Linked DNA regions of Homo sapiens: region 2 is linked to region 1. A link is a loop called in an ENCODE intact Hi-C map of the cell type or tissue named here. Cell type or tissue: K562. All regions are shown on one strand. Each heading gives the region's core, and the rest is flanking DNA. Links, peaks and the distances in the headings are about the cores only.

What was found. Hi-C counts contacts between places; a loop is a spot of excess contacts. Peaks named below come from ENCODE experiments on the same cell type or tissue, not always from the same donor. Only the 100,000 strongest peaks of a DNase experiment are listed, where the experiment ranks them.
Region 2: it touches region 1 in a loop (2.8-fold over the local background); 1 of 110 quality-filtered maps calls a loop at or near these places.

The regions. Positions count from the first base shown.
Region 1 is chr4:182,932,483-182,942,717 of GRCh38, forward strand. LOC105377577 (a long non-coding RNA gene) reads left to right here and starts at 4,943. Exons shown (of 3, transcript XR_939536.3): 1 at 4,943-5,098; 2 at 10,019-10,150. In K562, for the core only: a CTCF peak has its summit at 5,811 (motif pointing right); a DNase peak (open chromatin) is centred at 5,839.
Region 2 is chr4:183,021,857-183,032,091 of GRCh38, forward strand. All of the region lies in intron 2 of LOC112268472 (a long non-coding RNA gene), which reads left to right. LOC107986328 (a long non-coding RNA gene) reads right to left here. Exons shown (of 2, transcript XR_007058409.1): 2 at 8,788-10,235. It also overlaps the pseudogene LOC100132090. Among named protein-coding and RNA genes, the nearest start is that of WWC2-AS2, 72 kb to the right of the region's middle. In K562, for the core only: no CTCF peak of the experiment used is centred there; a DNase peak (open chromatin) is centred at 6,284.

The sequences.
Region 1 (10,235 bases), core at 3,588-7,587:
TCAGAAAATTGAAATTATAGAAGTTGAGTAACTCAGCAAAGTCACAGGGATAAGTGGCGGAGCCAGGAGTCAAACCCAGGCATTTTGACTCTGGAGGCTGCCTCGACTTCTGTATTATGCTGTCATCAAAAAGGGATAGACACAGTGTACATCAGTACAATGGATACTCAGTAAATAGGAAGAATCCTGGACTTTAAGAATTATTAATAATATGGGAAATGTTCATTTAAAAAAGATAAAGAGAAAAATGTGTTGAGAACTTACTGTGTACCAGATGCTGTGGTAAGTTGCTATATATACATTGTCTCATTTCATCCTCATATTAACCAATGACGCAACGAATTATCTTATTATCTCTATTTTATAAACAACCGAGTCAGAGATTTAAGAAGCTTGGCTAAGTTCACACGACTAATAAATCACAGAGCCAGGATTTGAACTTATGTCGATTTGACTCCAGAGCCTATGGACTCAATCTCTAACCTATACTGCATCTTAGCTTACCCAATTACACACATGGTTAATTTGGGCAATGTGTGCAGATATGTAGGGGCAAGACTGGAAGGAAAAACACAAAACATTTAAAAGTTGTCGTCACCAAGAGTCAGATTATGGATGGTTTTTATTGTCTTCTCCATACTTACCTGTATTTCCCAATTTTTCTTTGACAGGCACTTATTTCTTTTTCGGTCAATGAAAACATTATTAATAATACAGAACAAACATATTACCTGTGTGCCATGCACTATGGCCCCCGGAATCCCTGCTCCAGAAGTAACAGCAAGCCCTGCCCTCTAGCTTCAGCCTCTTCCTGCAGGCTGGATCCATTTCCTAACCTTCACTGAAACCAGGCTGTCCCAAAGCTTATCTGTGGAGGTGACTATTGCCACTCCAGACCATCACCTCCCACCTCTCTCCCTTGAGACTCACAGCATCTGTCAGTACCAACATATCCCCAACCGGACCCGACCTCTGTCCCTCAGGTATCCTTCATCACCTTTTTTGACATCTTCAGTAGCTACTTAGATGACCCACCCAACACCCTGCCAATCAGTTCCTGGGCTTCCTAGGGCCAATGAATACATTTTCCTCTGCTCCATGACTGCCATAGGCTGCGTGATTCACATGCCTCGCCCAAACTTGCATCACCTCCAGAACACTACATATACCAGCCATGACCTCTTATCTTCTATGTCACTTGATCAAGTATTTCTACCATATTTCGCCTTTAATTATGACATAAAATTCTCGGTTTCTTGATCTCCATCAGTCCTTTCCTTCCTTCACATTTTTTCTCCAGATTACACCCCATGGCCCGTCATTATAACCACCTTGCCCCCTCTCCCTGCATCATGCTTGCCTAAGGAGACCCAGGTGCTCACTCCTCCTCAGCTGCACCCAGCAGGTGAACTTTGGCCAGATTCATACAACTAAGCAAATTGGCTTCACTTTAAAATTCATCCTCCTGCACCCCAAATGGGCTTTCACTGTAACCCAGCAACCCAGTGCATTTTTGCTAGTAAGATTACTGTCCCTGTCTCCAAGAAGACCATTTCTTCTCTCTTCTCAAACTCTCTACCCTTCCTAGTGGCCTCCTCACATCCTCCATCCACTTTAACTTACACTTGGCTGAGAAAATAGGGGCCATCAGATCCGCCCTCACCTTCCCACCATCAGATTCACAAACTCATCCACACTTGACATTGTTGATTTTTTTTCTTTCCTTTAGCAACTGAGAAAACAACTTCCTTTTCTATCAAAGGCCAGTCTCTCCATGTGTTCTCTGCATCCCATCCCTTCTCAAGATATTTGCTTCTAAGTTATCCCTTTCTAAAAATCAGTAATGTCAAGTTTCCCTCAGTTCATTTCCCATGGCTTCATAACACAGAAGCTTCCATCTTTCAACATTTCAGCATATTCTAGGCAAGGTTAAGAGTTAGGATAAATGATGGAACAATACTTCTTTCTTTTTTTTTTATTATACTTTAAGTTTTAGGGTACATGTGCACAATGTGCAGGTTAGTTACATATGTATACATGTGCCGTGCTGGTGTGCTGCACCCATTAACTCGTCATTTAGCATTAGGTATATCTCCCAATGCTATCCCTCCCCTCTCCCCCCACCCCACAACAGTCCCCAGAGTGTGATGTTCCCCTTCCTGTGTCCATGTGTTCTCATTGTTCAAATCCCACCTATGAGTGAGAACATGCGGTGTTTGGTTTTTTGTCCTTGCGATAGTTTACTGAGAATGATGATTTCCAATTTCATGCATGTCCCTACAAAGGACATGAACTCATCATTTTTTATGGCTGCATAGTATTCCATGGTGTATATGTGCCACATTGTCTTAATCCAGTCTATCATTGTTGGACATTTGGACCGGCTACAACTATCTGATCTTTGACAAACCTGACAAAAACAAGCAATGGGGAAAGGATTCCCTATTTAATAAATGGTGCTGGGAAAACTGGCTAGCCATATGTAGAAAGCTGAAACTGGATCCCTTCCTTACACCTTATACAAAAATTAATTCAAGATGGATTAAAGACTTAAACGTTAGACCTAAAACCATAAAAACCCTAGAAGAAAACCTAGGCATTACCATTCAGGACATAGGCACAGGCAAGGACTTCATGTCTAAAACACCAAAAGCAATGGCAACAAAAGCCAAAATTGACAAATGGGATCTAATTAAACTAAAGAGCTTCTGCACAGCAAAAGAAACTACCATCAGAGTGAACAGGCAACCCACAAAATGGGAGAAAAGTTTCGCAACCTACCCATCTGACAAAGGGCTAATATCCAGAATCTACAATGAACTCAAACAAATTTACAAGAAAAAAACAAACAACCCCATCAAAAAGTGGGCAAAGGACATGAACAGACACTTCTCAAAAGAAGACATTTATGCAGCCAGAAACACATGAAAAAATGCTCACCATCACTGGCCATCAGAGAAATGCAAATCAAAACCACAATGAGATACCATCTCACACCACTTAGAATGGCAATCATTCAAAAGTCAGGAAACAACAGGTGCTGGAGAGGATGTGGAGAAATAGGAACACTTTTACACTGTTGGTGGGACTGTAAACTAGTTCAACCATTGTGGAAGTCAGTGTGGCGATTCCTCAGGGATCTAGAACTAGAAATACCATTTGACCCAGCCATCCCATTACTGGGTATATACCCAAAGGACTATAAATCATGCTGCTATAAAGACACATGCACACGTATGTTTATTGCGGAACAATATTTCTTTGGAATCAACTAGTGTCAGAGTTACTTCCTTAGGCCCATACCAGACTCACCCACATCTGTTACAGCCTGACCATACAAAAGGATCCCTTTTGCTCTGGGAGTACCTTGCATCTTGGTCCTCCAAGAAAACAGAAGTGGCACACGCATCCACCTCTTCTAGAAACCAGGTGCCCTGGTTGGATAGGATGTTTTCTTGTTGAGGTAGGCTGCACTTGCATGGGAAAAAAAAATGGCATGGTGACCTCTTATGCTCATTCTAAACCAGTTGGAATAGTTCCAGGGGAATCCAGCCTCACAAAACTGACCTTATTAGGTGCCAATTGGTATGTATTGGTCATGAGATAGATGAGAGGCAGGGCAGGATTGTTGTCCAGGTAGCGATGGGAAATTGAGTAGGGTCCATTCTGCTTGGCTTTAGCCATCCACACTCTTAATATGCCAGCCTAAAGATTATTGTCTTGCAACCTTCTGTTTATTATTGAACAATAAACTAAACATACTATGTGACAATAACTTCCCTGGGGAAGGTTTATTCCAGTGAATGATGTAGCTCTTGGCTCCATACTTCCTCAGGAGTTCCAGATGATTCCATTCCCTGAATTTCTGCCCATCACTCTGCTCTCCCACTTACCATAACAGATGGTGGAGAAGTTCCTGTACCCAGAAAGCTGTTACTGCAGCTTCCTCTCACATATTGCCAGTCTGGCTGCCCATGGACAGACTGATATCAAGAAGGAGACAAAGGAGAGGTTGCAGGAAAGTAAGAGTGATCAAGAGTCAAATATGGCCAGGTGCAGTGGCTCACGCCTGTAATCCCAGCACTTTGGGAGGCTGAGGCGGGTGGATGACCTGAGGTCAGGAGTTCGAGACCAGCCTGGCCAACATGGAGAAACCCCATCTCTACTAAAAATACAAAAAATTAGCAGGGTGTGGTGGTGCATGCCTGTAATCCCAGCTCTCAGGAGGCTGAGGCAGGAGAATCGCTTGAACCCGGGAGGCGGAGGTTGCGGTGAACCGAGATCGAGCCATTGCACTCCAGCCTGGGCAACAAGAGCAAAACTCCATCTCAAAAAAAAAGAGTCAAATATGGCAGAGGCTGTCATAGAGCAAGAGAGCGTTCCATCTTCTAGACGCTCCACTCAGAGGAACCGAGAAACTTGAGCTTGCACTTCTAGAGCACTGCAGGTCTCCCCAGGAACCCTCAGGAATAACCACCTTCTCCCCAGCCTTGACCATGAAGGAAAGTTCAGTGGGATGAACCCCAACAGGAAGGCAGGGGGCAGAAAAAAGAGAGAGAAAGTCTGGGAGAAGTTCTTCCAGACACACAGCTCAGCTGACTCTGAGTGAGATTATTAAAACCAATGAGAAAGAATGGAAATCACTGGCACCACCCTTTGGGCCAGCTGTCTTGAAAGCGTGCTCCATAGACCAGTGTCTGTCTTTGCACTGCATGTTGAGTGTGTGTGAAAAGTACAGACATTGAAAGTAACCGTTTAGAAACAATTAAAGCAATCGGACAGAGTAATTCTCTGTCTATTGAATCTAATAATAAAAACCTGGGACCTGTATTTTGTATGTCTTCATTTTTTTTCTAGAAATCCCTTGATCTTATTTGACAAAAAATATAGATTCGGTACAGATCGTGGGGAAATCCCAGGTCCTCCCTCCCAGACTATTTGAGAAGCACTGTTTAAGACTAATGTTTGTAGTGAAGTCACAGTGAGAGCATGTTCTTTCTGATGCAAACACACCCACCTCCTGCCCTCGTGTCCTGCAGGCTGACCTGAGAGCCAGCTGCATAGCTCAAGCCACAAAGGAACCTAGTTTTTGGAAAGGGTGAGTATGAAAATAATACAAGGTAAAGAAAAGAATGTTACTTAAGATCTACTTATTATCTAAATCCTGCCCCCTTTTCTTAAAGACTGGAAAGACAAAGAAAAATTGGATATGTTTAGAAGTAAATTACCTCCCAGGCAGCAAGAGAGATTTAGAGGCTGGAGGTAAAGTATCTCTTTCTTAAAGTTCAAAGAGTGTGACAAAAAGGTAGATATAGAGACAGATGAGAAAAAGAGAACAGAGAATGAAAGAGCTCAAAGCAGCCCTGTATTAGTTTGCTGGGGTTACCATAACAAAATACTACAGACCAGTGGCTTCAACAACAGACGTATTTTCTCACAGTTCTGGAGGCTGGAAGTCCAAGATCAAGGTGTCGGCAGGGTTGGTTTCTCCTGGGGTCTCTCTGCCTGCCTTGCAGACAGACAGCTGCCTGCCTTGCAGACAGACAGCTGCCTTCCCTCCCTGTCCTGACCAGGTCTCTGTTGTTTGTCTTAATTTCTTCTTTTAAGGAAACCTGTCATATTAGATTAAGTCCTAACCATAAGACCTTCTTCTACCTTAATTACCTCTTTAGAGGCCCTATCCCCAAATACAGTTCCATTAGAGGTTAGGGCTTCAACATGTGAATTTTGGCGGAAGGGGACACAACTCGGTCCTTGACAGGACTCAGACTTCAAGGACACTCAGGGTTGTGCTCAGCGTGGACTCCAGGGGGCAGCAGAGATTTGCAGCCGGCCTGGGCAGAGGGCAAGGCCACACTCCAGGCCCGCTGTCGCGTGCCCTCGCCCTCAACGTTCCCTCTCGGATTTTCAGGAATTTCATTTCACGTCCTTGTTCCCTCCTATGTAACTGACAACGCAGAATCCGCAGGATGTGAGGAGTGGACCCCTTATTAACTCCAGTTCCCAAAATCACAAAAATATGGAACCAAAATGAGCTGCAATTGACAAAGCAGGATATTATACAGAGAAAACTCCTGAAAGCATGGCTAGAGATAAAGTAGCTGAGGTCTATATAACTTGCTCGTAAATTAAGGTGTTTTTAACATTTTAAAATTAATTTAGTTAATTAATTAATTTATTATTATTATTTTTGTGTGTGCGTGAGACGGTGTCTTGCTCTGGTGCCCAGGCTGGAGTGCAGTGGCACCATCTCGGCTCACTGCAACCTCTGCCTCCCGGGTTCAAGATTCTCCCACCTCAGCCTCCAGAGTAGCTGGGATTACAGGTGCCTGCTACCACACCCAGCTAATTTTTTGTATTTTTAGTAGAGACAGGGTTTCATTGTGTGTGTGTGTGCGTGTGTTTCTTTTTTTTTCTTTTTTCTTTTTTTTTTTTCTTTTTTTAGGAGTCTTGTTCTGTCTCCCAGGCTGGAGCAGAGTGGCACAATCTCAGCTCACTGCAAGCTCCGCCTCCCAGGTTCAAGTGATTCTTCGGCTTTAGCCTTCCGAGTAGCTGGGATTACAGGTGTGCACCACCACGCTGGGCTAATTTTTGTATTTTTAGTAGAGACAGGGTTTCACCATGTTGGCCAGGCTGGTCTCGAACTCCTGACCTTGTGATCCTCCCACCTCAGCCTCCCAAAGTGCTGGGATTACAGGAATGAGCCACTGCGCCTGGCTCAGTGTTTCGTTTTTAATTGACAGATAATATGTACATTTATGGGGGACACTGTGATTTTTTGATGCATGTATACAATGTGAAATGATTAAACCAAGCTAATTAACGTATCCATCACCTGACTTATTATTATTATTATTATTATTATTATTATTATTTTGGTGGTGAGACACTAGAAATTTACTCTCTTAGCAATTTGGTTTCTCAAAAAACAAAAAATAGAATGACCACGTGATCCAGCAATTTCATATATGGGTACATATCCACAGCAATTGAAATCGACATGCCCAGAGATATCTGCACTCCCGTATTTACTGCCGCAGTATCCACAATAGCCAGGATTTGGAAGCCACCTAAGTGTCCATCAACAGGTGAATGGATAGGAAAATGTACACTAGTGCATATACACAATGGAGTACTATTCAGCCACAAATGAAGCTTACAAGGTCACTGTAGCAGATGCTGCCAACGGCCTGGCCATGGTCCTGAGCCCTGATGTTGTGAAGCACACAAGCCCAAAGCTCCGAGGGCTTTCCTTGGTCAAGAGCCAGCTCTGTCTGCTGGCAGGGGAGGGTAGAAGTTCCGCTCCAGTGGCCCACAGCCAGAGCCAGGGGGTCCTCGTTCCAGTCTACACTGACCCAGCGGTCCCAGCAGGACTGAGCTGCAGCACCCTGTGACAGTCAGCTCGACGCCCCAGCCCGCACTGGCCGTGCTGCTTCCCTATGTCCCTTTCCCACCTCCTACCAGTGTTTCTAGGTCAGCTTCCACATCATGACTTGAGCTTGAATCTTCAGCTCAGTTGTGTTCCCACCCTCATAGATTACCTATTAATAATCGGTTTAATCTGGCAGACACCACCTTAACTATGTGAACAAATTTAGCATCACCAATAATGGGACAAATTGAGGTAATGGGAAGTACACAGCATCACCTGCAAAATATTCTTCATGAAAATCATCAAGTTCAATCAACCATGTGGGGCCAGGCGCGGTGGCTCACGCCTGTACTCCCAGCACTTTGGGAAGCCGAGGTGGGTGGATCACCTAAGGTCAGGAGTTCGAGACCAGCCTGGCCAACATGGTGAACCCCATCTCTTCTAAAAATACAAAAATTAGCCGGGCGTGGTGGCGGGCACCTGTAATTCCAGCTACTTTGGAGGCTGAGACACGAGAATCGCTTGAACCTGGGAGGCAGAGGTTGCAGTGAGCTGAGATCATGCCACTGCACTCCAGCCTGGGTGACAGGGCAAGACGCCGTCTCAAAAAACAAACAAACAAACAAACAAACAAAAAAACTACGAGGAAACACACTGTTCTTCAGTCAATTGTGTCTGGTGTCTGCCCAAAATCTCTCCATGTCGAAGTCCTAACATGCAGCATCTCAGAATGTGGCCCTATGCGGAAATAGGGTCTTTGCAGACGTAGTTGAGATCAGGTCACACTAGTGTAGGGTGGGCCCTAAATACAATGAATGGTGTTCTTTGTAAGAAAGTGGTGTGAAGACCGAGGCAGAGAAGAGTTATGCTGCCCATAGTCAAGGAGTGCCAGGAGCCAGTGGGGGCTGGAGGAGGCATGGAAATGATTATCTCTTGCAGCATTTGGAGGGCGCGTGGCCCTGCCAACACCTTGATTTTGGACTTAGAGTCACCAGAGCTGTGAGACAATACCTTACTGTTGTTTTAAACCAGGCAGTCTGTGCTACGTTGTCACAGCAGCCTAGGGAACTAATAACACACAAATTCAGATTGTGGGATGTTCTGCAAGACAACTGGTCTGATTCTTTAAAATATCAATGTCATAAACAGCAAAAACACACAAAAAATGGGTAGGAGATTGTTCTAGATGCAAAAAGACTAAAAAGATATGATAACTAAATGCACAATGTGGTTGTTGGTTAGATCCTGGATATTAAGGGAATAATTGGGAAAAACTGAATATGAGCAGATCAGTTTTAAATTTATTAGGTTTGCTAATGGTACTGTGGTTATGGAGATGTTCTTGTTCTTAGGATTACAGAGTACTTAGGAGAGACATATCCTGATAGCTACAATTTATTTTCAAATGGTTCAGAGAAAACAGTACATACACACATGTAACCACATAAACATTGAATAAGCAAATATGGCCAAATATTACTAATTAGTGATTCTAGATGAAAGGTATATGTATTACTCTTTCAACTTTTCTGTACTTTTGGAATTTTTCAAAATAATAAGTTTTGAGAATATTACATTTCATGTGGGTGTTGGTTTATGACAAACAATACCTTTTCACAGATATGAAGCCTATATTTATTTTCTAACAGAAAACAAATCGGTTGATTTTTGTTCCATTCACATCTTGTTTGCTTCTGTAGATATAAGAGATATACGACTGTCTCCTCTTTAGAAACCAGAAGGGAACTGAATAGACCGTCCTCCTAAAATTTAAATCTCTTTGGGTAGGATATTTAAATCTCTTTGGGCACTCTAGACTCTAGATATGTCATCGGGCAGACATCCCCTAAAACCAACAGGTGCACACACACACACACACACACACACACACACACACACACAGGACCAGGCACACACATGCATGCATGCCACACCAAACAAGTACATTTCTGAATTTCAACTAACTTGTCTTTTAGTCCTAAAAGACCAGTACCCCACAGTGAGATTCAGCGTTCTTTTTGAGAGTATTATAAAATGCTGTGTGACGGTTAATGTTAGGTGTCAACTTGACTGGATTAAGGGATGCCCAGAGAGCCAGTAAAGCATGATTTCTGGGTGTGTCTGTGACAGTGTTTCCGGAGGAGACTAGCATGTAAGTCTGAGTGGACCAGGTGGGGAAGACCCACCCTCAGTGTGAGCAGGCACCATCCAACCCGCTGGGGGTCCATAGAGAATAACAACAGAGAAAAGACACATGCTGATCCATCTGCTGGAGCTGGGATACTCTTCCCCTATCTTTGAACAACTCCAGGCTCTCCAGTCTTTGGACTCCAGGACTTATACCAGCAACCTCCCCTACCAACTCCCTGTTCTCAGACCTTCAACTTCAGACTGAGAGTTACACCATCAGCTTCCTGGTTCAGAGCCGGGCTACTGACATCCCAGGGTCTCCAGCTTGTAGACAGCCTGTCGTGGGACTTCTCAGCCTCCGTAATCACATGAGCCAATTCCTCTAATAAATGCCCTCTTGTCTGTCTATCTATCTATATATCCTATTGGTTCTGTCTCTCTGGAGAACTCTGAATACATGACCTTCTTTCATGGAATAAACCTTTTAAAATGTATTTTTCTCATTCAATTATTTAGGTTCAATGTTTATGTGGCAGTGCTGAGAACTCTGAATATGTTTCCATCATATTCAAAGTATTGCTACTCTCTGGATACCTCAGGGTAATTTCTGACATTATGACAAATATAAAAACCTGAACGGCTGAACTTGTGAGTACAAAGTAGTTTTATTATGGCATTATAAAGTATCTCTCAAAAGGACCCACTCAGTCATATACTAGAATTTATTTCTATA
Region 2 (10,235 bases), core at 4,076-8,075, 90 kb after region 1:
AGAAATTAGGTGGATCTCGCACTACCAAATAGGAAAACATACTAAGCTTAAGTAAAGTAGTGCAGTGCAAATGCAAGAGTAGAATAAGGGATCAAAACGTGGAACAGAAAGAAAAGAGATTTGCCTGCAGGGCTGACATGAAGGGCGCCCCTGAAATTGTGCTGAAGGCATATAAGAACGTGTGTGTGATCAACGTGGCAGTGGAAATAAATGGAGAAAATAAAAATGATTTCATGAGTACTACCGAGATAATATGTTAACTTTCTGGAGAAGGAATGAGATTCTTATATTATATGCAAAAATAAAGTCCAGAGGGCTGGGTGTGGTGGCTCATGCCTGTAATCTGAGCACTTTGGGAGGCCAAGATGGGCGGATCACCTGAGGTCAGCAGTTTGAGACCAGCCTGGCCAACATGGTGAAACCCCGTCTCTACTAAAAATGTAAAAATTAGCTGGGCACGGTGGTGGGAACCTGTAATCCCAGCTACTCAGGAGGCTGAGGCAGGAGAATCGCTTGAACCCAGGAGGCGGAGGTTGCAGCAAGCCAAGATCACACCACTGCACTCCAGCCTGGGCAACAGAGCAAGACTCCGTCTCAAAAAAAAAAAAAATCCAGAGAATTAAATAACTAAGGATAGAAAATAAAACTATGAAAAATAACTTTTAAAAATGTGAGCAAATATTTAATTTGCAAGAGAGGAAGAAGAAGAGAAGGCAAGAGGTGGAGAGCAGTGTGGCTCACACCCCCTGGGTCATCCTTGTAAGGCTATCATGCATCCCACAGGCAGCCTCAGAGGGAAAGCTATGAGGCAATTTTGTTCATATTCGTGTCATAAATTTAAAATGTAAGATAAACTATGCTTTTCAAGAAATGCCATTAACATGCTAAAAATAATTATGTGTTCAGAGGTTGCACATGAGCCACAAATTGTGCTGATCATTTTGGAGGGAGCTGCTATCCGGTTAGTAGGGTCTGCTACCTTGTGGCTTATGCGCATCCGAATCATTTACATAATACTGCTTACTTTATTCAAGGTGCCTTTTTATTTTTACGCACGCATTGCATTTTAGCTTCATTTCACAAAAGTGGATTAGTGGTGCACATGGTTTATTGAGGCATAAAGGCAATAACGAAATAATAACATACATACTACAACCGGAATAACACCATACACAAACATAATAAACAAGACTCCAGCACAAATGTGGAATGGGAACTCTTACATGTTGGGACAAGTGAATCTGTGAAGGTGACGATTTCACACAAGCATTGGAAAAGAAAAGTGTGAATAGGATATAGCATCATGAATATCTGAAAATTGGATTTCGTTCGACAAGTGATCCATTCACTTTTTGCCCTTCATGCTTTGTCTGTATTGAATTTTGTCCCATAATGGCACAAAGCCATCCAAACTTTTGTATCACTTTCACACAAGCTCAGTGACCTTTCCAGCATCCACATGAGGTTTCCTGGAATAAAAGCAAAGTATCGCTTTTCAAGTATGAAACCGATCAATTGTATCACTAAAGGCAGAGAAGAGGTAGTAGCAGTAAGAGATATCAGTGACATGAACATTAAGAAACAAACAACACCAGCCCCAAAGTTAATGGCCAATATTATGCATAAAGAGAAAGCGGAATAATATGGCAGATAAATTGAAAGAGTCTTTACTACCACATCCTCTTGCTAGCAGATATTTCTCACCAAGACTGGACAGAACTGAGGAACAGGGCATGAAGCTGCTTCTAGCGTACATGTTTTCCTTGGGGATAATGTTCTACGGCTTTTGATCTTATTTATCTCTGAAAGCACAGACTCTATAAACAGATATTTTCTTGTTTTGTTAATGATGATCTTGTGAGCTGTAGGGCACTTGTCACTGAAAAGGCTTTGGGATCAGAGCTGACAGAGTATCTGCTATGCATGAACATAGAATGTGAGTGAAAGAGAATTCAGGTGGCAGGGTGCGGTGGCTGGTGCCTGTCATCCCAGCACTTTGGGAGGCCAAGGCCGGAGGATCACTTGAGCTCAGGAGTTTCAGACCAGCCCGAGCAACATAGCAAGACCCTATTAAAAAATAATTTTTTTCTATTAAAAAATTTTTTTAAAATGCCAGGTGCAGTGGCTCACACTATAATCCCAGCACTTTGGGAGGCTGAGGTAGGTGGATTACCTGAGGTCAGGAGTTAGAGACCAGACTGACCAACATGGTAAAACCCCATCTCTACTAAAAATACAAAAAATAGCCAGGCGTGGTGGCAGGCATCTGTAACCCCAGCTACTCAGAAAGCTGAGGCAGGAGAATGGTTTGAACCCAGGAGGCGGGAGGTTGCAGTGAGCCAAGATTGTGCCACTGCACTCCAGCCTGGTGACAGAGTGAGACATCATCTAAAAAAAAAAAAAAACATTTAACCAGGCATGCTGGTGCATACCTACTCAGAAAGTATGCTCCTACTTGGGAAGCTGAGGTGGGAGGATCACTTGAACCTAGGAGTTCGAAGCTGAAGTGAGCTGTGATCGCACCACCGTGTTCCAGACTGGGTGACAGAGTGAGATCCTGTCTCAATTTAGAAAAAAAAAAAAAGAGAGAGAAAGAGAAAGAATACACCTAAATGCCAATTCATCCACTGCTTTAATTATGGAGAACAGTTGGTGGACAAAAAGATGCCTTTTGATCCAAATTAGGTGTTGAAGGAAATGGTGAAACAGGTAAATATAATCAAACGGCCACCACTAAGTTTGCGCTGTGTGGAGAAAAGGAGGAGCATGCTCGGCTTTTGAATGCTGAGGCACACCAGGTATTTAACGGAGAGACAATCAGAGAAGACTTCAGTGTCTTTGGGCAATTTTTATGACATCATTAATACCCATAACAACCGTTTTATGATTTCCAGTGATTTGTGGCCAGTAATTTAATAGGAATATCTTTGCTACTATCTGCCACCTTGAAACTCTCAGTCTTACAGCTTTGTCTGAAGCTTGTTGGCTTAGCATCCAACAAAGCAGTGAATGTAGACTTTAGCAAAAAAGCTTGACATATTTTCAAGGTCTACCTTCTATCTTCATATGCAGAACTAACTGACAGACTATCAAATACTTGTTGTCATTCCTGAAAGCTGAAATTTCATAGAAATAAACTAGAATGGGAGGATGATATTCTGAGGCAAGACAGTGAAAGCCTACCGCAGTTCATCCCATGGAAATGAGAACTAATGCGCTTTCCTAAAGGGTATTGAAAGAATGCCCTTCCTAGATTAATAGCTGCATACCACAGACCCAACCTGGGTTCATCTGCTCTGTAAGGATACCATATCCAGAACAGCAGCTAAAATTAGGGTTAAGTTTGTGATTGTCCACTGTCATCTGCCATGATGCACCTAGATTTTGCAGAGGCAAGACTGGTGAATTAAATGGAGTTACAAGAAGGACCGCCAGCTTTGAACTATTAAAGTCTTCAAGGGTGGCACCCATCTCTGCTATCTCTCTGAATGAGATATTTACTATCAAGGTCAGAGGGGGTAATTTCAGGAACTTTCAGGTGGCCTTTCCTACTATGGTAGTTCTTATTCTACAGTCAAGGAACCAACGTAGGATTCTGTCTGCCAGTTGCCACATGTGGTCAAGAGCTTGTCTCTGCTGGGCCCAGTGGCTCACACCTGTAGTCCCAGCACTTTGAGAGGCTGAGGCATGTGGATTACTTGAGCTCAGGAGTTCAAGACCAGCCTGGGCAACATTGTGAAACCCCATCTCTACTAAAAATACAAAAAACTAGCCAGTCGTGGTGGTGTGTGCCTGTAATTCCAGCTATTTGGGAGATTGAGGTGGGAGGATCACTTGAACCCGGGAAGTTGGTGGTGCAGTGAGCAACGATCAAGTCACTGCGCTCCAGCCTGGGCAACAGAGTGAGAGCTTGTTTCAAAAAAACAAAAAGGGAACTTGTCTGTAAAAGAATAAAAATGAAAAACTTACTTAGGAGACTGATGTATTCTGGGACTAAGGAAATGACACCCGGTGTTGTGGGTGGCAGGATGCATAGACCCAATGAGAGACAAACTTTATCAAGGACTTTCTTTTCTTTTTTTATGAAAAAAAAATTTATTATAGACTTTTAAACATAAAGAAAATAGAAAAATAGGACAGTGAACATTCATAAATATACCAATTAGGTTCATTAACATTTTGCCATATATACTTTACACACACAGACACACACACACATATGCACACATTTTGCTAAACCATTTGAAAATATCTTAGAGACATTTTAACACTTCACTCCTAAATACTTCAGCACGCACATTTATAAAGACATTCTTCTGTAAACTACAATACCCTTATCCCAGCTCATAAATTAGCAATAATTGTCTAATATCATTTAAAATCTAGTCCATATTCAAATTTCTTCAGTGGCCCTTTGCCCAGGTCTTTTACAGATGACTTTTAAAACCAGGCTTCAGGCTGGACGAAATGGCTCACACCTGTAATCTCAGCACTTTGGTGCGGGCAGATCACCTGAGGTCAGGAGTTCGAGACTAGCCTGGCCAACATGGTGAAACACTATCTCTACTAAAAATACAAAAATTGGCCAGGCATAGTGGCGTGCACCCAGCTACTTGGCTGACTGAGACAGGAGAATCACTTGAACCCAGGAGGCAGAGGTTGCAGTGAGCCAAGATCGCGCCACTGCACTCCAGCCTGACCCTGTCTCAAAAAACAAACAACAACAACAAAAAAGCATGGGTTCCAATCAAAGACTGCACATTGCATTTAGTTGTTAAGTCTCCTAAGTAACTTTTATTTTTATTTTTTTAGAGACAGTGTCTTGCTCTGTCACCTAGGCTGTAGGGCAGTGGCGCAATCATAGCTCACTGCAATCTGGAACTCCTGGGCTCAAGAGATCCTCCCACCCCAGCCACCTGAGCAGCTGGGACTACAGGCATTCACCATCATGCCTGGCTAATTTTTTAAGAATTTTTTTAGAGAATGGGTTCTGGCTATGTTGCCCAGGCTGGTCTCAAATTCCTGGCCTCAAGTGCTTCTCCCATCTCAGCCTCCCAAAGACTTGAGCCACCCTGCCTGGCCTTAAGTAACTTTGAGTATAGAAGAGTTACCCACTCCACCTCCTTCTTCTTCTTCCCGAATGCTGATATTTTGAAGAAATGAGGCCAGTTATCTCTACAACATTCCACATTCTGAACCTATCTGATCATTTCTTTAATGGTGTCATTTAACTTGTTGTTCTAGCCTCAGTATCTTCTGCAAATGGGAAATTAGATCTAAAAGCTCGACTAAATTCCAGTTGAACTCTTTTGATAAGAACACATCATAGGTGCACACTACATGACAAATGAAAAAGCATGTCTGGTTGTCTGACTCCTGGTGATGCAATGTCATTAGATCCTAAGGATCTCTTCATTGTAAACGTATGTTGTGCCCACAAAACCAATCAGCAAATCTTTGGTAAGATGATACTTTGACACCATGAGAATTCTGGGGTGGATGTAGATCAATTTTTTATTTAATAGTTTTGGCATCAAAATCCCTTTAATGTTGTTTTACATTAACTTTTCAACTATTTAACAATCCGATTTTTTAAATATTGTAAAACATTTGTTTTCCACAAACCATAAAATGTATGCAAAAGTAAGATTCACTTTTATAATCATAGCAGAATTACTCCTTAATTGACATGCGAGCACCTTTCTTTTTTATTTTTATTTTGAAACTCACCAGGCGCGGTGCCTCATGCCAGACATGGTGGCTCACACCTGTAGTCTCATCACTTTGAGAGGCTGAGGTGGGCAGATCACTTGAGGCCAGGAGTTCAAGACCAGCCTGGGCAACATGATGAAACTCTGCCTCTACTAAAAATACAAAAATTAGCCAGGCGTGGTGGCGCATGCCTGTAATCCCAGCTACTTGGGAGGCTAAGGCAGGAGAATTGCTTGAGCCCAGGAGGCAGAGGTTGCAGTGAGACTAGATTGCACCACCCATCTCAAAAAACAAACAAACAAACACATAAAAAAAACCCTCATATGTATTAGTCAAGGTTCTCCAGAGGGACAGAACTAGTAGGATATATGTATATGTATATAGATGGGTTATATACACACACACACACACACACACACACACACACACACCGTTTATGTTAATATTATATATATATATCATATACATATCATGTATTGCGTATGTGATTGTGTGAGTCAGTTCTTCCTATGAGAGAGTTTATCAGGGAGGATTGGCTCACACAATCACAAGGTGAAGTCCCATGATAAGCTGTCTTCTAGCTGGGGAAGAGAGAAGCTGGTAGTGGCTCAGTCCGAGTCTGAAAGCCTCAAACCAGGGAAGCTGATTATGCAGCCCTATGCAGACTGAAAGTCTGTGGCCAAAGACCCAAGAGCCCCCAGCAAGCCACTATGCAAGTCCCAGAGTCCAAAGAACCTGGAGTCTAATGTCCAAGGGCAGGAGAAGTAGGAGGAAGCACCCAGCACAGGAGACGGAGGGCAGCCAGAGGACTCAGCAGGCAAGGTTATCCCACCCCCTCCCACCTGTGGCACTGGCATCTGATCGGATGGTGCCCACCCACATTGAGGGTGGGTCTTCCTCTCCCGGCCCACCGACTCAAACGTCAGTCTCCTCTAGCAACACCCTCACAGACACACCCAGAAACAATACTTTACCAGCTGTCTAGGCATCCTTCAGTCCAATCAAGTTCACATCTAATATTAACCATCACACCATATAATAGCCAGTATGATAGCCAGTTAGGTACCAAGAGATGATCACACTTCCCAAAGCAAAGCATCATTAAGAGACTCTGGACATATGAGAGGTGGGAGTGGAGGAATTACTGATGGTCCAGAGGGAAATGGAGGCAGCCAGCATGACAGGAAATGGGGTGCTGGTGGAGGAACATTGAATTTTAGACCTGGCTTTCCTGGTCTCAGTCCTGACCCTGGCATGGGGGTGGCAGAAGGAGAAAAGAGTTTCATGGAGTAGCTTTTGATTTGGTGTTATTTGGTTTATTTCCAGGAGACCTGGAGTTCTCATTTTCATCCATTGGAACTTGACTTTCATTCTCTCGAGTGTTCTATTCTATATTATTAGCTACTTCAGAGGTTGGGGAAAGTAGTAGATCAGGCAGATTTTGCTCTTCTCCATTTCCATATCCAGTGTACACCGCAACATGGGTTTTTCCGTTAAAATCAACCTAAGTGGCTCAGGCTGTGGTGGCTCACGCCCGTAATCCCAGCACTTTGGGAGGCTGAGGCGGGAGAACCGCTTGAGCCCAGGAGTTCAAGACCAGCCTGGGCAATGTAGTGAGAATCTGTCTCTACGAAAAATAAAAATTAAGTCCCAGCTACTCGGGAGGCTGAGGCAGGAGGATCGGTTGGGCCCGAGAGGTGGAGGCTGCAGTGAGCTGTGATGGTGCCACTGCACTCCAACCTGGGTGACAGAGCAAGATGCTGTCTCAAAATAATAACAATAAAAATAAAATACAATCAACTGAAGCAATGATGTAGCTGGGTGAAGGCAGCTGTCTTCTGACCTAATGGCAGAACATGCGCCACCAGCTTTCCTGTGTTTCAAGAGAGTTGCATATTCTATTTTTGGCTCTTATTCTTCTTGGGTTTTCTTTTAGGTGTGACATTTGGTTATCTGAAGTTTCACAAATGTCATTCTTGTGAATGGTGGCTTAAATGAAGCATGGCTTTATCATAAGCTTCTATCAATGCTGTATCATTCCAAACGTCACAATCATCACTCTGGCCTGCACTGCCCAGGAACAACACCCAGTCCTCCTATCCAGGACTCCATCTCCACCTCTACCACCACCACCGCTGCTGCCCATGGCCATGCTGAGCCTACTGCCTTATTTATTTTCTCACACCCGCATTTCTCTAACAGGGAGGCCACAGTGACATTTGACTTCTTAGATATTGCTCTATTCAAGGGCCTTGGATATAAGATCTGGGTGTTCCCTTCTTTCCAAGGTATAGCACCTACATAGGTGGCTGTAGTTTCTTTTGGGAGCACTGGGGAATCCATACTGCATAGGCTATGCTGTATATCCTGCATGAATGCATCCTTCCTCATGGACCCGTATGGACCTTTTCTTTACTCAATGAATTGTGGGTCTGAGAACTGGCTTAGGTCTTGAAATTGGGCAAGAAGGCATAACTTCCCGCTAGGAATGGCTGACTTTAGCCTCCTTATCATCCATTCTTTTTTTTTTTAATTTTTGTGGGTACACAGTAGGTGTATATATTTATGGGGTACATGAGATGTTTTGATACAGGCATGCAGTGAGTACTAATCACATCACATAAAATTGGGTCTCCATTCCTTAATGCATTTATCCTTTGTGTTACAAACAATCCAATTATACTTTCAGTTATTTTAAACTGATCATTCATTCTTGATCTCTCTTTAGAGCTTAAAACTGCACTAAGATTTTTAGGATACCCTGTAAACAATGCCCTTGTTGCCTGCCCACTTATCTTTCCCCTAGAAACACCATGTTTCTAGAAACACCTCCCTGGATCTCCCCTGACTGTCATTCCAGATTTACTGTCCTTATTATGCCATCTAGCTTCTGACGATTAAGTGCTGCTGGCCTCTGCTACTGTGTGATCAGTTCTGTAGTGTCATCTCTTGTCAGCCCCAACCTACAGAAGACAGCTGCCACTGAGTTTCTCAGTGTGCTGGTATCCTCACTGTCATGGGTAGCAACTGCCTAGGGCTGGTGGCACAGATGGTAAAAAGAATTTATCAAGATAGTTTTAGGTAAAGAAAGGCAGATTTATTGGAAAAAGTAGGAAAATGTATTTCAGGAAAGCAATGGGCAAGTCAGCAAGAGAGGAGCTGACTGCAAGGAGACAAAAGCTTGCTGGAGATTTTATAGGATGGTGCTTGTGCTGTGTGCTGAAGAGGGCTTTGTGCGGTACTGATAATGCCAAGGTCGCAGTGAGCTAACTTGCATTTTTCTATCAGCCGAGTGTCTGGTGATAGCTGGGCGCAGGAAGATGGTGAGTTATTTGCACAGGATGGCTCTGTGTCCTGGACCATGAAGAAAGGCAAACTTACAGCTTATCTGTTTTTTTGCTTTACCCTGGTCCCAACCATCTTGACTCCTTTTCCCTAATTAGGACTCCAAACTCACCAGTGCATTCCTTATCACCTGCATCCATGCAGTGTTCTCCCCAGGAGCATGGTCAACTGACCTCCCGTGGGAGAACTATTCTAGCATGTCCACTTCTCCAAGCCTCTTGATTCTTTTCTCCACAGTCAGTGCTGGTAGTTCTGCCATCTTTACTTCATTTTTTTGTAGGCCAACACTTTCTGCAAGTTTCCAGGACTTATCCAAGCGGTGTATGAGACCCACATCCTGGGACCCTTGCCAGGTAGCTAATTCTGAGTGAAAGAGGAGTGCCCCCTTATAGAGAAACTCTCTCTTATCCAGTTTTATATTCCAACCTTTTGGTCCAGCACCATGGAGATTCACTTCCAGGCATACTCACCAGTTCTTGCCAGTACACATCAGCCAGGTTCTGAGCTGCTTGGGTGTAGAATCCCTCTTCTCCCTTAGCAGGCTCTGCTTTCCCTGTTAGGTTGTGCTGACATCTGACCTTAATTATGAATTTTGTGGCTGGGAGTGGAGGTAGAGCAGATCCTGAGGAAGACAGATGTTGTCTTATAAGGCACTGTCTCACTATCTGGTCTTCAAGTAAGAAGGGCCCACTATCTTCCAATTAGGCCATGTGGGCCACTTCTGAAGTTCAAGGATTCCAGAGAATATTACAGTGAGAGCTCTCGATTGCATCTACCTATTGTCCCCAACCTAAGCCTTGGGGTCTCACTCCTTCCCTACCAAAGCTCTGAGTTCATCTTCCCACCAAACCAACCCTTCTTGGTTTTCTTTCATAACATAAAAAAGAGTCATTTACTGAGAGCACTGGGCTAAATTTTGGAGCATAAAGAGATATGACTAGTGCCTTCCTTCATGGGACAAGAGTGAGTTCACATTGGCTCAAGCCAATGACCGTTTCCCATCTCCTTTGCCACATGACTGTGTTAGGGTTGGGAATTTAACCCAAGTGAAGCCAAGAGGACATGAAGACTTAGCTGAGGCTCTGGGAAATAGGGTCCTGCACTCTTTATTGAATTCGCTGCTCCAAAGACGTGAAGCTTGCAGTGGGCTTCCTCTGCAGCATCTTGAAACCAGGATG